Linked DNA regions of Homo sapiens: all the other regions are linked to region 2. The links are chromatin contacts, found by POLR2A ChIA-PET in ENCODE. All regions are on one chromosome and are shown on one strand. The core of a region is the stretch at or near the end of the contact, and the rest is flanking DNA. Distances in the headings are between cores, read along the strand shown. Region 1 overlaps PTK7 (protein tyrosine kinase 7 (inactive)). Region 2 holds the start of TJAP1 (tight junction associated protein 1). Region 3 overlaps PTK7 (protein tyrosine kinase 7 (inactive)).

Region 1 (2,700 bases), core at 186-2,685, 380 kb after region 2:
GCAAGCAGTGCCTTAAGGGCCCCCAAAGTCCATGTTGAGGAGGAGTTGGGGGCTCATGCTGAATGTCTCTCAAGCTCACTTCCCACAACAGCAACCCTTGCAACACACACCTCACTAGACCCTCACCCCCTCACCGTAACCCATGAGGCGGATATTATCATTTCCATTCTACAGATGAATAAACACAGTTCAGAAAAGTTCAACTGAATTCTGGTCTTTGGAATCCAAAAACGTCTTGAGCTACCACTGGGCAGCTGAGGCAGGGTTAGGCTGTGTGGGAAAACCAAGGACAAGACTTTGACCCACTGGATCAACCTTACCATCGAGTTGTAGGCAACAAAAAGAACATACCTGATAAAATGGAAAACAGAAAGCAGCAGCTAATTCAGCGCTAACTGGTGGTGAACAGAGAACACAGTCTCAGAGATCAGGGATAAGATTTCCAGTGGGCACTGGGCTCCCACACTGCCAGTTACCTGAACAACCCTGGGTTATCTGGCCATCTCGGCATATTTAGTAATCATGGAGGTGGGGATGTTTGGATGACAAATTATCTGGTCAACCCAGCAATGCCCCGCATTTGAACTATGTTTACCAATATTTATAGATTATCCTGTGCAAATTTCACAGGCCCACTGCAGAGCAGTGATTCAGAAACTTTTTTGGTCATAGACCTGTTAAGAATCTGATGAAAGCTATAATCTCCCTCTCCACAAAAATAACAAATACAAAATCGTCTATGTAATTTTGACACGTTCATATCCTTTGACAGAGCAACTCCACTTCCAGGAATTTGTCCTACAGATATACAAGCACAAGGACAAAGACAGGTACAAGGATATTTGTGGTGGCATTGTTTAAAATAGGAAACCCTCTGAAACAAACCTGAAGTCCACCAGTAGGGCACTGGTGAAATAAACCAGGGAAGTGGGGGCAGGATGGGGTGAGGGAGTACAGACAGCACCGGCTTCAGGTTTAGCTTCCCTTTAAAAGATGCAGGGGCCTTCCTGCCCCCCACCCAACCTGGTGCCCCCAACTCAGCAAGGTCCCTGGAGAGGAAGAAATGCAAGCAACCGCGCAGGAGGAGGCTAAATAATGAATTGTAAGTGTGTGTTTTCTTTGGCCAGGGCAGTCTGGCCAAGCTCTGGGGGCTGCTGGGCAAACATTTTTCATATTTTAGTAGCTGGCCTATGCCCAAGGCAGTCAAAAGTTAAGCAAGCTTTGAATGAGCTGCTCCCTTGCTCTCCACGGCCCCAAGAATTCTTAATGAGGTTCTAAGGCAGCGGCCTCCAGGCCCCCAGCAAACTGGTCATGTTGCCTTAAATATCACTCACCCTTCACTACTTTTAATGAATGCAAATGATTCAGCAACAAAACACTTAGCCTGAAGTGAAATCCGTCTTTGTGCAGCCGGTTTCACCAGCTTGCTGACAGCCCAGCTCAGGCAGGGCCCTACCGGACAGGCAGGCAGGCTGGCCCAGCACAGCCGCAGGTGCCCAGGCTAGCCCAGGCAGACCCCTGCACACCCAGGGCAGCAGCAAAAGGCAGGAAGTGCAGAGCACAAGGGAAGCTCTCCATCCCACCTACCACCCCAGCGACCAGGTGCAGACCTTCACATCTCCACCTCTTTATGACTCTGGCTCCAGGGCAGAGGAAAGTGTGAGCAGGAAAAACAAAAGGTATTTATTTGATCTAAGGAATGGGGCTTAGTTCCAGGCACCTCAAAGGCTTGTCCGGTCACCACCCACCCCCACCTCCCCTTCACCTGAGGCCAGGTTCCAGAGGAACTCAGAAAGAGAACCCGCAAAGCTCCCTTGGATCCCGGTCCTCCTTCACCAACTGCAAGGAAGTGACAAAAACGGAGACAGTGTGAAGAACCCAATTTACACCGTTTTCGAAGTTCTGTTTTGGCAGCAAAAACTGAAAGCAGTTTTTCAGGAGTCTGAGAGCAACTTTTAACTAATTTCTCTCCAACCTGAGGCTCAGGGGGATTTCTTGCCCTGTCAGCCTGATCAACACCTCTCCCCGAGGCTGAGATAGCAGGCCTGGCCCAGAACAGGCAGCTGTTAATTCAGCTGCCACATCTTCACCCGAGAGGCCAGCCGCTGGCGGGAGACCCACAGAGGTCCATGCAGGCTCTCTCTAGGCTTTCTTGGTTGTGGATACAAATATGGAATCGGAGGGCATTAGACCCAAACTAGGCAACTGGCTGAACTCAGGACTACTGAGAGCTTACACATATCTGTGTAGCTGCATTAGATATAAAAAGGGCTTTGAAGTATTTGTTGACTTGGTTTAAAAGAAACCATGGTCCCTTTCAACCCTCACAGGACAATGAAGACAAGATCAGTCTCCCCAACAGAAAAAAGTTTCTCATTGTATCTTAGAGGGCCTCCAAAAATAAGTTGTATTGCATCAAAAATGCCCTTAGCTGTACATCCATCTTTTAGAAAAAGAGCACTGCAATTTTCTTAAAACAATCAGGAAGAACATTTCAATGCTGTTCTTCCCCATCATTTAAGGCACACCATCTATTATACAATACCTTATTCTTCAAAACACTCTCATAGGAAGCCAACCGAAGCGGAGAAGAGCATTCCTTAATCGAGGGGCTGAGTCTCCTAGCCCCTGGGACTCTTAAGTTCTTGCCTTCCATAAATTGGCCCCTTTCCTTCCTGGGCCTCAGTGACAACGCAGAAA
Region 2 (2,700 bases), core at 197-2,696:
TGATGGGAAGATTACAAAGGAGAGAAAAAAACTACCAGAAAAGAAAAGAGCAAGTTCCATGATCCTTTCTTTGCATCACCACACTTGTCCAACTGTAAAGTAGCTCTCAAATATTAGGGGTCTCAAGGATAGGCAGTGCGGTGCTAAACATTCCCAGAGCTTTACATCAGTCCACTTGATCTCTTACCAGAAACTGATCTACATTTTTTCTCTCTAATCCCAACCTGCCTTTCCCTCACCTCTGATACCCCCACCAAAATCCACATCCCCAGAGGAACACTAATGAGCCCTTCTTACCAAAAAAGCAAAAGTAGACACACAGCGAGAATGAATTCAGGAGTCAGTGACAGCAGGTACCTAAATGGTCAGTGAACACGATCAGAATTTGTTTTCTCGTGACTCCCCACCATCTGTCACCCACAAATCTCCACTTCCAGGCAGGACGCCAAAGTGAAGAAGTGATGGGGATATTGAAGCAGAAACAATGAGCATGTAGGAAACTGCTTGTGACAGGGATGTGTTAACATCCTTCGGCCTGGTCTCTAGGCCTCTGTCCAGGTTTACTTGCATAGGTGAAGGCACACAAGGCTTAATTCTACACCAACTCTCAAAAGTCAGCCTGCAATCTACGCCAAACACTAACTTAAGGACCTCAGACAAAGGACAAACTCTATAAAAGTGAGCCCTTTTCAGACCAAATGTTTCTTGGCATCACTCTAAGCCCATGCATCCTCCTCCCAGGGAGCATGCCAGCCAGAAACCTGTCACTGGAAGCCACCTTACCCGCTCTGGGGTTGGACTGGGGCAAGTCGCTATCTCTTCTTCTTTCCAAGTAGGCACTGTAATTTCTTCCAGTCCCTGGGGCACCTGAATCTTCAGCTGAAATTGGGGCAGATGCTGCTAACAGCTGTGGAAAGGCTGATCTAAGCCTAGAAGAGGGTCATTTGACTGGCTTTAGTTCCCTCCTTAGCAGATCTGCCCGGCATCCTCCAGATCTCTCTTCCTCACTATCCCACTCTACTAGAAAGATCCCTTTCCCCTCTGGCCGGCCAGATACAGTCGGGCCTCTATCCCACGCTCCAGGCTTCTTTATTCGCGGCTAAGAAATTTTCCTCCAACTTGTGACTCTGCTTCTCCAGGGCCTGCACAACACCTACTTCTGGCTGCCCCGCCCCCAAATCCCCCTCCCCTAGGGCTGCCACTGGACCCTAGGGCCCCGGTCCGCCCCAGCTCCTTTTTTTCCTCTCCGCCTCGGACCTTACTCCATTCCATCTCCTCTTTTCAACCCTGGAGCCAGTACCCCCTTCGCCCCTACTACAGGCTAGGGCCCCCGCAATCCTCCCCAACTCTGGCTTCCCCGCCCGACTACTCCAACCCCACAACAAACTTTCCGCCGCTGCCAGCTGCGTTCAGGCCGCCATCTTGCCGCGGGGCAGGCCGGGTAGTGGCCAGGGCCGCGGGAATCCCCACGCACTTGGCGTGTCGCGTCATCTGAGGCGGGGCCATGGGGGCGGGGCCTCGGGTTGGGGAGGTGGGACACTAGGTAGGTGATGGTGAAAAATGGGGCTCTCCTGAAAGCAGGGATTGGAGGACTGGCCACAGAAGGAAGGAGGTGTCAGGAGCAGGGCAATAGCGGGAAGCGGGGAAAGAATCCAGTACTGAAAGAAAAAAAAAAAAAAAAAGAATAGGGGAACACATCTCAAAGATACAGTGGGAGAGAGAATCGTGCTACTGGTTCCCCGTCATCCAGAGAATAAAACCAGCTTTTCAGTTTGGCATTCAAAGATCCGCATGATCCAGGCTCTTCCACCTTCATCAGCCTCATTTTTTGCCTCTCCTGGGAACTTCAGGTTCCCAAATTGTCCTTTGTTTTCAGGACATCGGGCCTTAAGATGTCTAATCTCTCTCCTCCTCCTTTGCATCATCAATTCCTCCTATTCCTTCAAACCATCAGCTAAAATGTCACCTCCCCCAGAAAGATTTCCCTTTAGTGCTCCTTTTGCTGGGCATCACTAGCAACTTGTACATAGCTTTACTGTAGCTGTCCCGTGCAGTGTAATTATTTATTTACATGTTATACCACTTTTGCCCTGCTGCTTCTTCAGGGCAAAAACTATGTTTGATTGCATCTTCATACTCCCTAGCAGGTGCTTGGCACACAATAATTGCCTAATGAATAAATGGCATGTTTTCCTCCAATGCATTAAGCATATTTCTGCCTCAGGGTCTCTAAATTTGCTATTCCCCATACCTGGAATGTTCTTCCTCCAAATATTGACTCTCATTTGTGTCTTTGCTCAAGTGTCATCACTTTAGAGAAGCCTTCCTTGGCCACTCAATCTAAATCAGCATCCCTATTCTCCTTTACCCTGCTTTAATGTTTTCATTCATAGTACTTATCATTATCTGACATTATATTAAATATTTATTGTTTATTGATCATCTCCCCACTACAAAGCAAACTCCAGAGGTCTGGGATGTTTTCTTGCTCATCACAGTATCCCCAGTGTCTAAAACAATGCCTGGCATAGTAGGTATTCAATAGATTTTTTTTATTCTGTTTGTTTAATTAATTAATTAATTTTTGAGACAGGGTCTCACTCTGTTGCCCAGGCTGGAGTGTAGTGGTGCGATCTCGGCTCACTGCAACCTCCGCCTCCCGGGTTCAAGTGATTCTCCCACCTCAGTTTCCTGTGTAGC
Region 3 (2,700 bases), core at 40-2,539, 330 kb after region 2:
AGCACTTTGGGAGGCCGAGGCGGGCGGATCACGAGGTCAGGAGATTGTGTCCATCCTGGCCAACTTGGTCAAACCCCGTCTCCACTAAAAATACAAAAAAATTAGCCGGGCATGGTGGCGGGCGCCTGTAGTCCCAGCTACTCTACTCGGGAGGCTGAGGCAGGATAATGGCGTCAACCCGGGAGGCGGAGCTTGCAGTGAGCCGAGATCGCGCCACCACACTCCAGCCTGGCGACGGAGTGAGACTCCGTCTCCGAAAAAAAAAAAAAACAAAAAACAAACAAAAAAACGGGGCTTGGGCGCGGTGCCTCACGCCTGTAATCCCAGCACTTTGGGAGGCTGAGGCGGGCGGATCACGAGGACAGGAGATTGAGACCATCTTGGCTAACACGGTGAAACCCCACCTCTACTAAAAATACAAAAAAATTGGCCGGGCGTGGTAGTGGGCGCCTGTGGTCCCAGCTACTCGGGAGGCTGAGGCAGGAGAATGGCGTGAACCCGGGAGGCGGAGCTTGCAGTGAGCAGAGATCACTGCCACTGCACTCCAGCTTGGGCGACAGAGCGAGACTCGGTCTCAAGAAAAAAAAAAAAAAGAAGGCAGGTGGATGGCATGTCAGGATTACTGGGCCTCTCTTCTCTGGGTACAGGGAAGTACACTGGGGTTTCCATGAAAAAGCAGAGTCTGGCTGGGCACAGTGGCTCACACCTATATTCCCAGCACTCTGGGAGACCAAGGTGGGTGGATCACAAGGTCAGGAGTTCAAGACCAGCCTGGCCAATATGGTGAAACCTCATCCCTGCTAAAAATACAAAAATTAGTTGGGTGTGGTGGCGGGCTCCTGTAATCCCAGCTACTCGGGAGGCTAAGGCAGGAGAATCGCTTGAAGAGCGATCCCAGCTACTTGGGAGGCGGAGGCTGCAGTGAGCCGAGATGGTGCCACTGCAACCCAGCCTGAGTGACAGAGACAGAGCGAGACTCTGTCTCGGGAAAAAAAAAAAAAAAAAAAAAAAAAAAAAGCTGAGTCTACATCCCTAAAATAACCCCTGCAGCACCGTCCTCAGAATGCCTCAGGTGCACTGGTGGTAAAGGGGCCAGGCTGCTTCAGTGGCCATCATAAACAGAGCCAACTCCACTTCAGGCTTCAAAATCCCAGGGCATTGTCCAACCTTGCTTGATTCTCTGTAAGCGGCAGGCAAAGGTTTTGGTAACGTGCCCTCATCAGACTTGTGAGTCCCCTTGGCCTGCTCTCTCTGATCTGGCTCACAAGTTAAACAATCTGCTGCTAGTCAAGGTAAACAGAAGAAGGTGGACTTGGCATGGTAACTGACTTGCTATCTTTCCAGAGAGGTGGTGCTTCCGGAAAGCAAGGGCAGTAAAAGGGAATTCTGTTAGACTCAAGCCAATTCGGTGTTTCCTTTATGCTGGGCAAGATGCCATCAGATAGCCACTGGAGTAATTCTCAAATACTGTTATAAAAGACCCGTTCTTTGGTAAAGATCAGACCCACTCCTTCCTTTCCAATTTTAACACCCCAGGGGTTTGCCCATGTTCTGGCTAACCCACTGTGATGCTATGAGATCTCACAAGAGGCCTTCTGTTTCCTGCCACGGCATCTGACTGCATAAAGCATGGTCCACCAGGTGTGCTAAGCTGATCCTGCTTCTCATCACATCATTAGTTCACAAGTGATCCATGAAGCAATCACAGATTACAGCTCTCTGATATCATCTTATCAGCTACTCTAAAAGGCATTACCTACCATTATGCCAACACCCAGGACCCATGTCTTTGATTTCTGTCACTAACTCACTGCTCTCTTAAAATCCTCCTGAGGCTCCCCTCAGCCCACTCACACCCAATATGGCACTTTGGTGCCAACTCTAGCTGGCCAGGGAACACCCTGCCTACCACTCCACCTCCCTAGAATACTTAAGTTCAAGACCAGCCTGGACAACATGGCGAGACCCCCATTTCTACAAAAAATAAAAATAAATAAAAAGAGGACAGGATAGAAAACATCAAGTGCATCAAACACAACATTGTGAAAGTTTAATTTTAGTTATATGAGCCTGCACACCAGATCATGAGTAAAATGCATTTCTTTTTTGTTGTTGCTAAGTGATGCAGGTCTTGCTATGTCACTCAGGCTGGCCTCACTCCTGGGCCCAAGGGATCCTCTGGCCTCAGCCTTCCAAGTAGCTGGGATTACAGGCACATACTGCTGCACCAGCTTAAAATGCATTTCCTAAAAGGGATTATAATCAAAAAGCATTTCAAAGCTACTAGTCTCCACCAGGGCTCCTTGAACTTTAATGAGCTTAGGAATCAGCTGGAGAGCTTGTTTGAAAAATTCACATCTTTAGACCTCACTCTCAAATACTCTAATTCCCTCATTCTGAGTCATGGTCCAGAAATCTTTTTTTTTTCTTTTGAGACAGGGTTTGACTCCTGTTGCCCAGGCTGGAGTGCAGTGGCAAGATCTCAGCTCACTGCAACCTCTGCCTCCCAGGCTCAAGCGATTCTCCTGCCTCAGCCTCCCGAGTAGCTGGAATTATATGCACGTGACACCATGCCCAGGTACTTTTTGTATTTTTAGTAGAGATGGGGTTTCCCCACGTTGGCCAGGCTGGTCTCAAACTCCTGGCCTCAAGTGATCTTCCCGCCTCAGCCTCCCGAAGTGCTGGGATTTCAGGTATGAG

What was found. ChIA-PET counts read pairs that join two places held with the same protein, here RNA polymerase II (POLR2A).
Region 1: POLR2A ChIA-PET joins it to region 2 with 10 read pairs in activated CD4-positive, alpha-beta T cell. The contact joins the enhancer-like site here to the promoter of TJAP1 in region 2. POLR2A ChIA-PET finds 5 or more read pairs at or near these places in 7 of 52 experiments (AG04449, HEK293, K562 and 4 more).
Region 3: POLR2A ChIA-PET joins it to region 2 with 11 read pairs in SK-N-SH. The contact joins the enhancer-like site here to the promoter of TJAP1 in region 2. POLR2A ChIA-PET finds 5 or more read pairs at or near these places in 2 of 52 experiments (SK-N-SH and endothelial cell of umbilical vein).

Annotation. Positions count from the first base shown.
Region 1 is chr6:43,095,511-43,098,210 of GRCh38, reverse strand. All of the region lies in intron 1 of PTK7 (protein tyrosine kinase 7 (inactive)), which reads right to left. Among named protein-coding and RNA genes, the nearest start is that of PTK7, 21 kb to the right of the region's middle. RefSeq lists enhancers at 1,483-1,572, 1,613-1,682, 2,153-2,252. Within about 2 kb of position 1,435, at least 15 of the 41 ENCODE cell types and tissues checked have a DNase peak (open chromatin) inside an H3K27ac peak, as active enhancers do.
Region 2 is chr6:43,476,316-43,479,015 of GRCh38, reverse strand. It overlaps TJAP1 (tight junction associated protein 1), which reads right to left and starts at 1,446. Exons shown (of 11, transcript NM_001350562.2): 1 at 1,388-1,446; 2 at 784-929. RefSeq lists an enhancer at 303-1,096.
Region 3 is chr6:43,149,105-43,151,804 of GRCh38, reverse strand. All of the region lies in intron 17 of PTK7 (protein tyrosine kinase 7 (inactive)), which reads right to left. Among named protein-coding and RNA genes, the nearest start is that of SRF, 21 kb to the left of the region's middle. Within about 2 kb of position 1,289, at least 5 of the 41 ENCODE cell types and tissues checked have a DNase peak (open chromatin) inside an H3K27ac peak, as active enhancers do.